2 separate regions of the Homo sapiens genome follow, and region 2 is linked to region 1. The links are chromatin loops, found by intact Hi-C in ENCODE. Cell type or tissue: PC-9. All regions are shown on one strand.

Region 1 (8,000 bases):
GGCTAAGCTTAAAAAAAAAAGACACACACACACACACACAAAAGGAAAAGAGATAATTTGAATAAAACAATACAAGTAGTACCAGCGGTATTTGTTTGCCCCTAAGCTCCATAAAGTTGGTTTGTCCTGTCCCCTATATTTCTCCAATTCCTAGAACAGTGTCTGGCACATAATAGGTGCTTAATAAATATTATTTGAATGAATGAATAGCAAAAATTAAGACAGCCACTTTCAAACATCTGAATTTGGGGAAATACTGAAGTAACATGTATAAAACTCTCAGTACAGTACCTGTCACATAGGAAGTGCTCAAAAATATGCATGGATATGTTTATTAATATAAATTATTATTATTATTTAGAAGTGAAACAGGCATTGTGGCCAAATGCTAATTAGTGAAGTATTAAATTAAAGATTTGCCCAAAGCTGACTATCACCTTCTTAGAATGAACTTCTGTAATGTAAGAACAAATGTGAAAGTGTTCTAAAAAGTTATTACTGTCATAATTTTATTATCCACAATTTTAGCAGGGAAATATTTCAGGTTGAACACCTTACTGAGGGATCATTTCTCTGCTTTGTCAGCTGTTAATTTGCTCCGATAGTCCATAAGCTCCTAGGGCAGTTTTAAGATGTGGCCCCAAATTTTTTGACCTGCCTTCCACCACCAAAGGGTGGGGTCTCCATCTCCTCCTCTAGGGTCTGGACAGGTTTGTGATTGCTTCAGCTGACAGAGTGGAGCAGAAATGAGGCTGGGGTGTAAAGGCCAGTGTCTGCTGGAATGCTCACTCTGGAGCCATGAGCCACCACGTGAGAAGTTCAAATGTCCTTGGGTAGCCATATTGGAAGGAAGCCCAAGTTAGCCAGACAATGAGTCCACAGTACCAGCTGAGCTCAGCTTTTGAGTGATCCCAGCCCGGATACTAGACTTGTGAGTAAAGAGCCTCCTTTTGGGATACCGAGGCAGGAGGGTCACTTGAGCCCAGGAGTTCAAGACCAGCCTGGGCAACCAGTCCCATCTCTACAAAAAAAAAATAAAATTAGTTGGGTATGGTGGCACACACCCGTAGTCCCAGTTACTTGGGAAGCTAAGTTGGGAGGATCGATTGAGCCCAGGTGGTAGAAGTTTTAGTGAGCCATGATCACACCACTGCACTCCAGCCTGGGCGACAGAGTGGGACCCTGTTTCAAAACAAACAAACAAAAGAAGCCTCCCTATTCCAGTCCCTGTTCCTTTAGGCTTTCTAGCTAAGGACCTGGTCATCAGGGAGCAGAGACAAGCTGTGCCTGCTGTTCCCTGTCCAACTTTCTGAGCTGCAGAATCCATGAGCATTTACTGTACCCACTAGCTTTGGGTGGTATGTCATGCAGCAAGAGCCAAAACAGCTCCTCGCTTCATAACTGCAGGATTGAAACAGTGTTACTTTTTATGCAGAAACTAAAGTCCATCTCCCTACTTATGCTGCTATCTGAATGTTCACAATAATTATTTCTGAATATAAAATGAATAGCCTTCACCATCATTGCTAATCATGGCTGTGATTTTATGTATGAAATAACTGTTGTGGCAGAGTAGCTGTACATTTCTCCTTCAACCCAGCTGGGAGAATGCCAACTTATAACCACATATGGAGCTATCTGTTCCAACTAACATCCAGAAAGCTTTTCTATATTTGAAAAGGACTATGTAGATATAAATGCTAAATAGGAATGCAAAACTTGGCTTGGGTTCCTGATGTAGTTGCACTAATTCTGTAAGATGGGTCAAATATTTCTGATTCTGAGCGGCACCACAATGACATGGAAGTAATTTTCATATTCAGCTTTTCTGAAGACTGAGACCCTGGCAGGAACTGAAAGCAACCTTGTGACTGTTATTATTCTTTTTAAATATCTTCCTAGCTCTTTGGGGTGAGTGGCAAGGTTGCTGGGAGCAGGAGGAGAAACTGAGGCTCACTGACCCCTGGCATACAAGGGAAACCAGTGAATGGCTGTTGAGTGAATCACAATCTCCCCAGCCCCTCCACTCCTCCAACAAAGCAACAGTGCAGACAGAACTCAGAATGGCTGTCAGAGGCGTTTGAACCAGAGCAACTCCATCTTAAATAGGACCTGGGTAAAGTAAGGCGGAGACCTGCTGGCCCGCATTCCCGGTAAATTAAGGCATTCTAAGTCAGAGGATGAGAGAGGAGGTCGGCACAAGATACAGGTCATAAAGACCTTTCTGATAAAACAGACTGCAGTAAAGAAGTCGGGAAAACCCACCAAAACCAAGATGGCCATGAAAGTGACCTCTGATTGTCCTCACTGCTACACCCCCACCAGCGCTATGACAATTTACAAATGCCGTGGCAATGTTGGGAAGTTATCCTATATGGTCTAAAAAGGGGAGGCGTCAATAATCCACCCCTTGTTTAGCATAACTAAATAATAAATCAAGACTAAATCAAGAAATAACCATAACAATGGGCAACCAGCAACCCTCGGGGCTGCTCTGTCTATGGAGTAGCCATTCTTTTATTCCTTTACTTTCTTAATCAACTTGCTTTCACTTTACTCTGTGGACTTGCCATGAATTCTTTCTTGCACGAGATCCAAGAACCCCTGGGGTCTGGATCAGGACCCCTTTCCAATAACATGGCCACCTGGTTTTTATTTTCCCAGCAGGATGCCTGTTGGCTTTTAATGACCAAATTTCCATCAGATCCCCTAGAATAAGGCCACATCCCCCCCAGACTTCCCAGGGCAGGGCCATGCCTTCTTCAGTGCCCCTCACACCCGCCCTTCTCCTCACCAGAGCAAACTGTGTCCCTCCAGGACATGGTCACCTCAGTTTAGAACCCCCAGGGTGGACCATGTTCTCTCAGAGTCCCCAGACTTCCTAAAACACAGGTACAGTACATTTCTCAGCTGGCAATTACAAAGGAAAACTCAGTCACTCCGTGTTGTAACTCAATACGTTTCTAACAAAGCAAGCCGTAGGTCAGGTCTCAAATTACATCCCACATGCCATGGGTAGAACACCACAGCCAGAGGTAGACGTTTGGGGAAACTGCACTGAGGCTCTGCTAACACGATGTGGGCCTGGGGGCTCCTGACCAACAAAGCAGTGGTGGGGCTCAACCTCGCCAGGGGTGTGGGGATCGGGGAGTGACGCTGGGATCGTTTTCCAAATGCACAGTTTGTCAGTTTCTCAAAGGAGCTCTTGTAGATCATCTATATTTTAGGAAGCTGGGCTGGGTGCAGTGGCTTAGGCTTGTAATCCCAGCACTTTGGGAGGCCAAGGTGGGCGGATCACCTGAGGTCAGGAGTTCGAGACCAGCCTGCCAACATGGTGAAACCCGTCTCTACTAAAAATACAAAAATTAGCCAGGTGTGGCAGCAGACATCTGTAATCCCAGTGTCAGGCCTCTGAGCCCAAGCCTGCATGTATACATCCAGATGGCCTGAAGTAACTGAAGAATCACAAAAGAAGTGAAAATGGCCGGTTCCTGCCTTAACTGATGACATTACCTTGTGAAATTCCTTCTCCTGGCTCAGAAGCTCCCCCACTGAGCACCTTGTGACCCCCACCCCTGCCCGCCAGAGAACAAACCCCTTTGACTGTAATTTTCCACTACCTATCCAAATCCCATAAAACGGCCCCACCCCTATCTCCCTTCACTGACTCTCTTTTCGGACTCAGCCTGCCTGCACCCAGGTGATTAGAAAGCTTTATTGCTCACACAAAGCCTGTTTGGTGGTCTCTTCACATGGATGCGCGTGACACCCAGCACTTTGGGAGGCCGAGGCAGGTGGATCACCTGAGGTCAGGAGTTCGAGAGCAGCCTGGCCAACATGGTGACAGCCCGTCTCTACTAAAAATACAAAAATCAGCTGGGCGTGGTGGGGCACGCCTGTAATCCCAGCTACTCGGGAGGCCGAGGCAGGAGAATCGCTTGAACCCAGGAGGCGGAGGTTGCAGTGAGCTAAGATCACGCCACTGCACTCCAACCTGGGAGACAAGAGTGAAACTCTGTCTCAAAAAAAAAAAAAAAAAAAAAAAGGAAATTGCTTGGAAGCTGTGGTCCATGGGTGATGTATGATAATTGTTATTATTTAAAGTCATGGTGAACAGGCTCCCCCGCTGAGCCTTTCTTCAGCAGAACAGCAGGTTTTCAGCAACATGCGGCTGACTCCAGGCAGGAAACCCCTTAATGTGTCACAATGTTGGGGCAGCAGTGCCCCCTGGTGGCCATCGGGGCTGCATGAGGCTCTGCAGAGGCTCTACAGAAGGGGGTTCCTCCCCAGAAGCTGCCCAGATGGAGAAAGGGGTTGGGGGAGGGTCTCAGGCTGTGTTCCCAGCGTCTCCCTATCTCCACCTTACAGGGCCCCGTTTTCCGTGTTGGTTCAAGGTAGATGTCTTTTTTGCTCACTGAGCATCTATTTCCACTTCTGGAAATAGCACCCTATTTCCTTTGGGACTCCCACACTCAGGTCACACGATTCTTGAAGGCCTAGCGCCTCCCACTCCACCCCGCTCCACCCCTACCGCGTACATCCGGTGCACAGTGATTTGCCAAGGGATGAGCACGTGACCCAAATCTGTACAATGGGAGCTGGGCCTGGGTTTTTGTTGTTGTTGCCTGGGACTTTTTCTGCAGTGATTGGGAAAGAGTTTGTGTGGAAGGGGACATCTCTCTCTCTGGTTGTAGGAGAGGCTGCTTGGAAATGAAGCTAACACAGCCTAAGGCAGATTTGAGAGAGCAGCTGGATCCAGCTGTACCTGAAGCCAATTTGCTCCAGGAAAATTCCAGTTAAGTGAACCAATTAAAATCTTAAATCTCAAATCAGTGGGAACTGAGGGACCCACACTCTCTGTCTGATTTGCGCCAGGTCCTAATTCTTCTCTTCCTTCCTGACAAAATGTCCTCATTGCTGTGTACATTTGTAAGCTCGGAGGCCACATTAATCAAAACCATCTTTATTATTTAAAGAGCATCCCGTCATCAGGGGCACCTAGACAGGAGTCCCAGACAGCAGAACAATATTTACATGGGGGTCAGGAGGGTGAGGTTGGGTGGTCTCGGGGCTGAGTGGGCCCGCCACTGTGGAAGAGAGGACCCTGGAGGGAGGGTGTCCTTGGACCTGTGGACCGGGCCCAAGAAGAAAAACGTCCCATCCTAGGCCCAGCGTGGATCCCACCACCGGGATCACCTCGGGCCCTGGAGGCTGCGCAGCGAGAAGCCACCGGTCAGAGCTGGGTCACCATGCCGCTGGCTTCGGAGTGAGTCTGGGGAAAGACAGCTGGGGGCTCCCGAGGTCTGAGAGGCTTCCACGTCCCACCACTGGCTTCCCTTCCCCAGGAACCCTTCAAAGTCCATCTGTTCCCAAGGGGGGCCCTCTTCTAGGCCTGAGCGTAGGTTTCCTAAAACAAATCTCTGCCTCCCTTCCCCCATTAGACACCCAAACGTCCCCACCCTGGCTCCCATCTGGACCCAACTTTCACCTTTATGGCCTGGAAGATCCACTCCCGGAAGTCACTGACTTTGGTGTAGACGCCTGGCTTCTGGGCCAGGGCACAGCCAGTGCCCCAACTCACAATGCCACACAGCCGCCAACGTGGCGTCCGAGAGATGCTGTCCTCACACACAAAGGGACCACCGCTGTCGCCCTGGGAGGGGAGAGGGAGGTCTGGCTGAAGGCCAAAGTGGTTGGACAGGAGGCCCACCCCGGGATGACATGGGCTGTGGCCCCAGAGCCCTCAGGCTTTTAGATGGGGAGCCTGACCACCCACTCCCCTGCATCTCCATCCCTGGGGTGGCAGCGACCAGGGGGCTGCCCCTACAGAGTCCCTCACCTGGCAGGCATCAATGCCACCCTCGGGGTAGCCAGCACAGAACATCTTGGGCTTGATCTGGTTTCCATAGAAGTCAGCGCCATTGCAGACATCATTGCTGATTATGGGGACTCGAGCCTCCTGGAGTACCCCGGCCTGTTGGCCTGGGGGTGTGCAGGCAAGGCTGGCCAGAGCTGGGGGGTGTACACACCCCCCTTCCCTCCTGGTGCCCACCCCATTCCCCTCAGCGTCCCTACTCCTCATGGTCAAGACTCATCCAACCAGCCAGACTGCCCATCCCCAGCCTAGTTCAGAGTCTCCCAAACGGTGGCATCAGAGGCAGAGGACAGGACTCACCATAGTACTGCGTGTTGCCCCAGCCCGTCACGGTACAGATCTTGCCATCCACCAGGGCCTGGCCGGCAGCTGGGAGGCACACAGGCTGGATGTATTCTGTGAGAGAGACAATGCTGGTCCAGCCCCCGCTGGCCTGCCCCACCTGGTACAAACCTCTGTCCAGCTGCTACCATGGCCCCTAACACACCCTGCCCTCTCTGTTCTTTAAAAAAAAAACCACAATAGGCTGGGCACAGTGGCTCATGCCTGTAATCCCAGCACTTTGGGAGGCCGAGGCAGGAGGATCACTTGATGTCAGGAGTTTGAGACCAGCCTGGCCAACGTGGCGAAACCTCATCTCTACTAAAAATACAAAAATTAGCCGGGCATGGTGGCACGCACCTGTAATCCCAGCTACTCGGGAGACTGAGGCAGAAGAATCACTTGAACCCAGGAGGTGGAGGTTGCAGTGAGCCGAGATCATGTCATTGCACTCCAGCCTGGGCGACAGAGCAAGACTCTGTCTCAAAAACAAACAAACAAACAAAAAAGCCACAACGGAAGTCGCCACGTACCAAGAGCTCATCGCATACTAGGCGCCTTCCTGCACCATTTTCTTTAATGTTTCATCAGCCCAGAGAGGTAGGGTCTATATTATCCCATTTTAGAGAGGGGGAAAATGAGGCCAAGTCACGTGTCCAAAGTTTCATAACATGTATGTTTTAACACAGCTTGTTTTCATTTCTAAGCCTGCAGTGTCACCCAGGCCAGAGTGCAGTGGCAGGAACATGGCTCACTGCAGCCTCGACCTCCTGGGCTCAAGCAATCCTCCTGCCTCAGCCTCCCAAAGCACTGGGATTACAGATGGCAGGTGCCTGTAATCCCAGCTACTCAGGAGGCTGAGGCAGGAGAATCGCTTGAACCTAGGAGGCAGAGTTTGCAGGGAGCCGAGATTGCGCCATTGCACTCCAGCCTGGGTGACAGAGCAAGACTCTGTCTCAAAAAAAGAAAGAGAGAGAGAGAAGAAAGAGAGAGAGAGAGAGAGAGACACTCCTATCTTGAGACATTTGACTTCCACCTAGCAGAAAATCATAATAATAAATACACAGGTCTACAGAGAGAGTGGTAACCCTGAGATGTGGTGTCCTTGTGCAGTGCACAACCTATGCAAGGGTTCCTGGCAGCCCTGCCTGTTGCCTGCTGCCTGCTGCCTGCTGATGACATCACCTGCCTGAGTCTTAGAGCTCTCAGATGTAGAATGGAAATAATAATCACTTATCCCCAGAAGTTGTAGTGAGAAATTGGTGAGTCATTGAGTTGCATGCCAGGCAAACAGCAAGTGTTCATATAACTAGTAAAAGTATTAAACAACAATAGTAGCAATTGCTAACATTTACCAGTGTTCACTATGTGCTGGCAGTTCTCTAAGCTCTTTACTCATATTAACCCTTTTAATTGTCTCAATAACCCTAGGAAGTCATTTTACAGATAAGGGAAACTGAGGCACGGTGAGGTGAAGCCATGTGTCCAAGATCACACAGTTGGCAAATATCTGAATCTGACCCCAAAGCCCATGCTGTGACCCCCTCAGCCCTGTGTCTGAAATCCCAGCCGCTTCCACCTGTCCACCTGTCCTCAAAGATGCGTCCTTACTTCAATATTAACTCTCTCACTCTTTTCACTAAGGAGAAGGGTGTGGCAACGATCTTGGCTCACTGCAACCTCCACCTCCTGGGTTCAAGTGATTCTCCTGCCTCTGCCTCCAGAGTAGCTGAGACTACAGGTGCCTGCCACTACACCTGGCTAATTTTTGTGTTTTTAGTAGAGATGGGGTTTCACCACGTTG
Region 2 (8,000 bases), 94 kb after region 1:
TTTTTTTTTTTTTTTTTTTTTTTGAGACAGAGTTTTGCTCTTGTTGCCCAGGTCGGAGTGCAATGGCATGATCTCGGCTCACTGCAACATCTGCCCCCCGGGTTCAAGCGATTCTCTGCCTCAGCCTTCCAAGTTGCTGGGATTACAGGTGCCCGCCACGATGCCCGGCTAATTTTTTGGATTTTTAGTACAGACGGGGTTTCGCCATGTTGGCCAGGCTGATCTCGAACTCCTGACCTCAGGTGATCCACCAGCCTCGGCCTCCCCGAAGTGCTGGGATTACAGGCGTGAGCCACTGTGCCAGGCTGTGAATACAAATTCTTAATAAATGTTTGTTACTTTGTTCACGTGTGATCCAAGATGAGTTGAAGGAAGGGGCTTGGGCCTTGAAGAAGTAGGAGAGTTTAAAGACTCTGGGGGCCACGTGAAGGGAAAGATTTGGGCTCTTACAGCCTCTTCATTTCCCTGAGACCCAACCCCAAATTGGCCCCAACTTATTCAGTCAGAATATTCTTTATCAACACCATCATGAAAGTTTCTTCCCTTGTAACCTGAGAATGGAAAAGCCAAGTTTCCATTTCCTTCATGGTGGGATGCAGTCCATGAAGCTCTCCAGCCTGTGACCCCTTTCTAAGCCTTCCCATTGCCAATCAAATGCCCACTAGGGGTAGCCTCTTCCTCTACCATCACCTGCCCCTCATAAGGTCCTAAGTATGGACCCAGAGCCCATACACAAGGCCTACTCCACTGTGGACTGCAGACCCTGGTTCTCAAGTCCAAGGGGCAGAAGGGGCTGAGCTGGAACCATGCCCCTTGGCCACAGAACCAACCTGGATGAGCCCTGCAGACCCTGGGAGCCAGCTCTCAGGGAAGAAAGTGGAGGAGGGTGGGAGTACAGCAATGGGGAGAAGGGCAGGGGGAGCTGGCCAGTGCAGGGTGGGCCTGGGGTATGGAGCCTCAGAGCATTCTGATGAAGCAGTGTTATAGGACCAACAGGCTCACACATCCACTGTGCAGTGACAGACCATTCCACTGAGACAGCAGGGTTGGCAGCAGAGAAAGAGTTTCATGATCACAGGGCGCCAAGTGAGGACATGAGAGGAAACCCTCAAATCCATCTCCCCAAGGAGTTCTGGGCTGGCGATTTTAAGGGGATCATGGAAGGACGAGGAGCTGGAGAATTGGGGTGGTTGATTGCTTGGGGTTAGGGGGATGAAATCAGGGTGTGAAAACTGCATTCTTTAGTGAGTCAGCAGCTCCTGTGGGTTCCTTCAGACCAAATGGCATCAGTGGTTTCATCAGTATACAGAACCTGAAAAAATATCTCAAATGGAAAACTTAACATTTCTTTTGTTTGTTTGTTTGTTTGTTTGAGGCAGTTTTGCTCTTGGCATCTAGGCTGGAGTGCAGTGGCACCATCTTGGCTCACTGCAACCTCTGCCTCCTGGGTTCAAGCGATTCTCCTGCCTCAGCCTCCTGAGTAGCTGGGATTACAGGCACCTGCCACCATGCCTGGCTAATTTTTGTATTTTCAGTAGAGACGGGGTTTCACCATGTTGGCCAGGCTTGTCGCGAACTCCTGACCAGGAGATCCACCCACCTTGGCCTCCCAAAGTGCTGGGATTACAGGCGTGAGCCACTGCACCCGGCCAAAACTTAACATTTCGTAATGTTCAAGTTCTTATCTCTAGAGCAGTTAAGGGGAACTATCATCTTGGAACAGGTCTGTGTGATTCTAGAACAACAGGCACCAAACCACTGTGAGAAAGGGCAGGTCAGAGAGCAGGATGACCTCATGATGACCGCTGAATGTGCTGCAAGCTTGGTTATTTTCATTTCTCCCCGTCCCTTCTTCCCTGATTAATTTAATAAAGTGAATATGGTTTCAGCAGAAACACTGGTGGTGGAAGAAGGGCATGTCACTCACATCCTTCCCACACCTCATTTGTCTCAGGGAGGAGCATTGTTTGGGGACCCCAGAAGGGGAAGGGTTTCTGACCCCAGAAGAGTAAGGACACTTTATAGAAAAAAAGGCACGGAGCCGGGGAGGCCTTTACTGAAAGTCAGTATCCAAAGGCTCGCTGAATTCTTCAAAGAACGTTTCAGCCCTTTTTTTTTTTTTTTTTTTGCGACGGAGTCTCACTCTGTCACCCCGGCTGGAGTGCAGTGGCACAATCTTGGCTCACTGCAACCTCCACCTCCTGGGTTCAAGCAATTCTCCTCCCTCAGCCTCCCGAGTAGCTAAGATTACAGGCCTGCACCACCATGCCTGGCTAATGTTTGTATTTTTAGTAGAGATAGGGTTTCCCCGTGTTGGCCAGGCTGGTCTCAAACTCCTGACCTCAGGTGATCCATCCGCCTCGGCCTCCCCAAGTGCTGGGATTACAGGTGTGAGTCACTGCGCCCAGCCACGTTTCAGCATTTCATTTGAGCAGGGAATACATCCTCAAGAGGAGCAGGAAAAGGGAAGAAGATGCAGGAAAGTTGGCCATTATTTGAGAAGATAAAACCCACTCTCTGTGGTGCTGACAGTATTTCTTTGTGCACCATCGTTCACAGCTCTTGGTCCAGAGGTTACAACCACGCCCACCACACCACCTGCAGACTGGCTCCAGATTAATTTCCTGGGTCTGCTTCCTCCCTCACTCACATTTAACTTTGCAAATCCCCTTCATTCATTATTCATTCATTCCACAAATATTTGTCAAAGGTGCTAGAGATAAAATGGGAAATAAGTTTCTTGCATTCGAGAAGTTTATAATGTGATGAAATCATTGTCTTTGCTAGCATATATTAAGAATTTACACCTGGTGAATCTTCCTTCAAAAATGAGAAATCAAGTACGTCAATGGACATTTGGTGGGAGATTAACAGAGAATTCCAGAATGACTAAACAAACCCACAATTTTGGGGAGGAGAACAAAAAGAAAGAATGAAGACAAAATCCCCCAGAAATGGTCTCAACGGTGAGGAAAGAGAAGTCAGAAGCTGGGTATTGCTACATCCTGGAAACAGCATATAGGAAATTAGGAAATTTAGGAAGGCGATTTCTTGTTCTAATTCTGCCTGACTCATGCAAATTCCCGCATATCTATTTACGCCTCTGTCACTCAGTTTTCCTCATCTGTACAGATAAACTCTAATCTAATGCAGATGGGTGTTACAAAAATGCAACAGTGCACCTAAGAGTGCTTTGGGAACCATGAAGCTCTATATAAATAGGAAAGAATATATTTTTTTAGAGTGCCTCCTAACATCGCTGATCTCTGTCTTCCAGGCACCTTCTTTCCTGGAGCACAACTCACCAATTCCACCACCAGCTGGTTTCTTCCTACGTCACAAAAGCAACTGCGAACAGGGCTCCATTGAGTGGGGACCCGACTCATTACTTCTCTCAGGGGGCCCACAGTGGAGTTAGAAAGGCGAGCCCAGCAAACACTTACAGGAAACTGCCGTGAGCCCCATCACTGAGCATGGGTGGGGTGGGTGAACTAGAATTTGCTATCTGAGCAGTTGGTGTTTGACTTGAGTCTTTGAAGCACCTGGAAAATAATATCACACGTCCTTGGTGTTCCATGTTTGCCCTGACCGCACCTTTATCTGAAGGCCCCTGAGGGCTGAGGTCTTGCATTCCAGGAGACCCTTGAGGGTCAGGGTTTATGTGTTTCTCCTATGCCTACACACACAGGTGGTGTGGAGTTGTTCCATAGCACAGTTCCATTCATACACAAGGTTCTTACAGTGTGCAATGACCCAGGCTTGCAGCCCTTCTCAACCTTAACTGCACAGTAAAATCCCCAGGGAAACTTTTAACAATCCGGGCAGCAGGCTGCACCCCAGACCAATGCAATCAAAATCTCTGGGGGTAGTCCCTTGCATCAGGGATTTTAAAAGTTCCTCTGGGCCAGGCGCGGTAGCTCACACCTGTAATCCCAGCACTTTGGGAGGCCGAGCTGGGCAGATCACTTGGGGTAAGGAGTTCGAGACCAGCCTGGTCAACATGGTGTAACCCCGTCTCTACTAAAATACAAAAATTAGCCGGGCGTAATGGTGGGAGCCTGTAATCCCAGCTACTCTGGAGGCTGAGGAGGGAGAATCGCTTGAACCCGGGAGGCGGAGGTTGCAGTGAACAGAGATCGCGCCATTGCACTACAGCCTGGGCGACAGAGGGAGACTCCATCTCAAACACACACACACACACACACACACACACACACACACACACACACACACTTCCTCTGGTGGTTCTAACACGCAGCCAAGGTAGAGAACCACTGAGTTACAGCCTGGCCCTCAAGGGTGCACACCAATTGCCTGGGTGGGGGAGTTGACAAAATGCAGATTTTGATTCAGCAGGTCTGGTTTTAAGTCCTGAGGTTCTGCTTTTCAAACAAGTTCCCAGACGCTGCTGCCGCTGGTGGCCGGACAGCATTTTGACAGAAAGGGGCGGGAGCACAAGCAAAGTTCCCTGGGACCGGGATTGTGGTTCTAGTGCCCTCTGGTGGTCAGGACCTCCCTAGCAGCGCCCTGCAGAGAAGAACTGATGATAGAAGCCCTGGCTAACAGAATTTCTGGCGGACACCTGGATTTCAGCCTTGTAATGACCGGAGCAGAACCCAGCCAAGCCTGCTTGGACTCCTGACCTACAAAACTGTGAGATAATAAACGGGTGTTGTTTAAAGCTGCTAAATTTATGGTAATTTGGTGTGCAGCAATAGACAAGAACAAGCTTCATCGTAACAGGCCAGCTGAGAAACCCAAACCCACAGGCTCGGCCCAGTGACCTTGCACGTCTCTTCTCTAGTTCAGGGAGATGGATTCATTCCCAACCTCCTGCTCTCATGGGAGACGAGGTGGAAAGGATTGTACTTCTTGCTGCTTTATTTTTTCATGATTGCTGACTTCTTTTCATCCTACGATGCTTGTTGTCACTGACACCCGTGAAAGCTCAGGGGTGGGATGGTGGTGGGGTTGTTTGCTCTCTGTGGCTGATTGTATTTTCCAAAGGTGAATGCACGGATATATCCTATGCCACATGCCCTCCTTACAATGACCTCGATGACTTGATCTCCTTCATGGAGATATGGGATTTATGTTCCCATCCCTTCAATCTAGCAGGCCTGAGACTGTGGCAGGAGTGACCCCAGGTGACTTTGAAGGCTAAGTCATAAAAGGGGATAACTTCTGCCTGGCTCTCTCTTTCTCAGGGTGCTCATCCTCGGAACCCAGTCTCCATGCTGTGAGGAAGCCCAAGCAGATGCACAGAAAAGCCACCTGTAGGTATCCTGGTCACAGCCCCATCTGAGAGCCAGCATCAATTGCCAGACTTGTAAGTGAGAGAGCTTTCAGAAGGTTCCAGTCCCCTGTCTTCAAGTGGCCCAGCTGATGCTGAGTGAAGCAGACATGAGCCCCAGTGAGTCCTATCCAAGTTGTAGATTCGTGAGCAGAATAAACATTGCTTTGATTCTGGAGCAGTGGCTCGTGCCTGCAATCCCAGCACTTTGGGAGGCTGGGATGGGATGAATGCTTGGGACCAGGAGTTTGAGACGAGCCTGGACAACATGGAAAAACCCTGTCTCTACAAAAAATTAAAAAATTAACCAGGTGTGTTGGTATGAGCCTGTGGTCTTAGCTACTAGGGAGGCTGAGGCGGGAGAATCGCTTGAACCCGGGAGGTCAAAGCTTCAGTGAGCAGTGATTGCACCACTGCACTCCAGCCTGGGTGATAGACTGAGACTCTGTCTTAAAAAACACACAAACAAAAAACCCCAAACCAAAAAACCCCCACATCGCTCTAAGCTGTGAAACTTTGGGATGATTGTGGTGCAGCAAAAGACAACTAGAACACTGTCAGGTTTTTCCCGAGGACAAAACACTGAATTTGACCCTGTGTAGGGGTTGGGGTGAGGAAGCTTTGGTTTTGATAAATTACAGGTGAATTACCTGTTTTCCATTAATTACTATTTTTTGTTTTGTTTTGTTGAGATGGAGTCTCACTCTGTTGCCCAGGCTGGAGTGCAGTGGCACGATCGTGGCTTGCTGCAATCTCTGCCTCCTGAGTTCAAGTGATTCTGCTGCCTCAGCCTCCTGAGTAGCTGGGAGTACAAGTGCCCACCACCACGCCCAGCTAATATTTTGGATTTTTAGTAGAGATGGGGTTTCACTATATTGGCCAGGCTGGTCTGCAACTCCTGACCTCAGGTGATACGCCCGCCTTGGCCTCCCAAAGTGCTGGGATTACAGATGCGAGCCACCGCGCCCAGCCCATTAATTACTATTTTTAAAAGGCAGTCTCGTAAGAAACTAAGCACAGTGCTTATAAACCATTAGGAACTCCCCAGAAAGTTTTTGGAGTATTAGCATTTTTATAACTTTTTTTCTTTGCCACTTAATTCCCTTAAAAGATTCTCTCTTTAAATAGTTCTCAAGGAGAGTCCAGACCCGGGGGGAGGGTAGTTTGAGATATTTTTCTCTCGGGACCTCCCCACTGGTGTTAGGCAGACTTCTAAGAGGGCCTCCAACAACCTCCACCTCCTGTTTGGGTGCCCTTGTGTCATTTTCTTCCCTTGAGTGTGGGCCCGACTTTATGACTTTGCTTCTAACCCAAAGAATATGGCAAAGGTGGTGGGAGGTGGCTTCCATGATGAGATTACAAAAGATTGTGACTTCTGTCTTATGGCAAACTCAACTGCCTTCTTGGTTTGCTTGCTTTAATGAAGCAAGCTCTCCGTTCTGCAAGGCCCAAGAGGGAAGGAATTGAAAGCAGCTTCAGGCCAAAAGCCGGGGAAGAACTGAGGCCCTCAGTCCGACAGGTTGTATGAAGTGAATGAACTTGGAAGTGACCCCTTTCCAGTTGAGCCATGAGATGAGATATTTGTCCTGGCTGGCACCTTGATGGCATTCTTGGGAGAGACCATGAAACAGGGAACCCAGCAGAGCCGTGCCTGGGTTCCAGACCCACAGAAACGAAGAGATAATAAAAGGATGTTGTTTTAAGCCTCTGCGTTTTTGGATAATTTGTTGTGCAGCAGTAGGTTACTAGCACACCGACCCTCCTCTGACTCCTGCAAATCATTTCTGTGTCCGAATCCCACGCTGCCACCATGCTCAGGCTAACCTGCACCCACCCTCCCCACACACATCAGGCATCTCAGCTGAGTGCATCTCCATGAAGCATGCGTTTCAGTTACACCCACCCTGGGTGTCTGTACCTGCATTTGCTAAAACTGTGTTGGAACACTCGACCTCATTCCTCACCCCTTTGTGTTGGGAACAGGACCCCCAAAATCTGGCCATAAACTGGCCCCCAAACTGGCCATAAACAAAATCTCTACAGCACTGTGACATGTTCATGATGGCCATGACGCCCATGTTGAAAGGTTGTGGGTTTGCCGGAATGAGAGCAAGGAACACCTGGCCCGCCTGGGGCGGAAAACCGCTTAAAGGCATTCTTAAACCACAAACAATAGCATGAGCGATTTGTGCCTTAAGGACATGCTCCTGCTGCAGATAACTAGCCATACCCATCCCTTTGTTTTGGCCATCCCTTTGTTTCCCATAAGGAATACTTTTAGTTAATCTATAATCTATAGAAACAATGCTTATCACTGGCTTGCTGTTAATAAATACGTGGGTAAACCTCTGTTCGAGGCTCTCAGCTCTGAAGGCAGTGAGAACCCTGATTTCCCACTCCACACCTCTATATTTCTGTGTGTGTGTCTTTAATTCCTCTAGTGCCGCTGGGTTAGGGTCTCCCTGACTGAGCTGGTCTCGGCACTTTGTATCTTCTCTCCCAGAGCCTGTGTCCAATTCCGTCTGAAGCAGGGAAAGCCTCAGCCACACTGTCCACCTGATATAATTTGGATATTTGTCCCCTCCAAATCTCAGGTTGCAAACTGATCCCCAGTGTCGGAGGTGGGGCCTAGTGGGAGGTGTTTTGCTCACGGGAGCGGATCCCTCATGAATGTGTTGGTGCTGACCCCACAGTAATAATAGTTCTC

Evidence for each region. Peaks named below come from ENCODE experiments on the same cell type or tissue, not always from the same donor. Only the 100,000 strongest peaks of a DNase experiment are listed, where the experiment ranks them.
Region 2: a loop joins it to region 1, with 3 times the contacts of the local background. A loop is called at or near these places in 5 of 110 quality-filtered maps.

What each region holds. Positions count from the first base shown.
Region 1 is chr19:35,063,521-35,071,520 of GRCh38, reverse strand. HPN (hepsin) reads right to left here. Exons shown (of 13, transcript NM_001384133.1): 10 at 6,176-6,271; 11 at 5,840-5,982; 12 at 5,489-5,653; 13 at 4,948-5,272. The coding sequence ends at 5,234. The region is part of intron 3 of HPN-AS1 (HPN antisense RNA 1); the gene reads left to right. Among named protein-coding and RNA genes, the nearest start is that of HPN, 26 kb to the right of the region's middle. RefSeq lists a silencer at 690-890 and enhancers at 2,275-2,960, 2,961-3,646, 5,101-5,862. In PC-9, a CTCF peak has its summit at 4,227 (motif pointing left); DNase peaks (open chromatin) are centred at 2,980, 4,200, 4,540 and 7,420; H3K4me3 peaks cover 356 bases; H3K27ac peaks cover 796 bases.
Region 2 is chr19:34,969,837-34,977,836 of GRCh38, reverse strand. It overlaps LOC124904700 (a long non-coding RNA gene), which reads left to right and starts at 4,210. Exons shown (of 2, transcript XR_007067237.1): 1 at 4,210-4,653; 2 at 5,208-5,471. In PC-9, a CTCF peak has its summit at 4,492 (motif pointing left); a DNase peak (open chromatin) is centred at 4,466; H3K27me3 peaks cover 3,185 bases.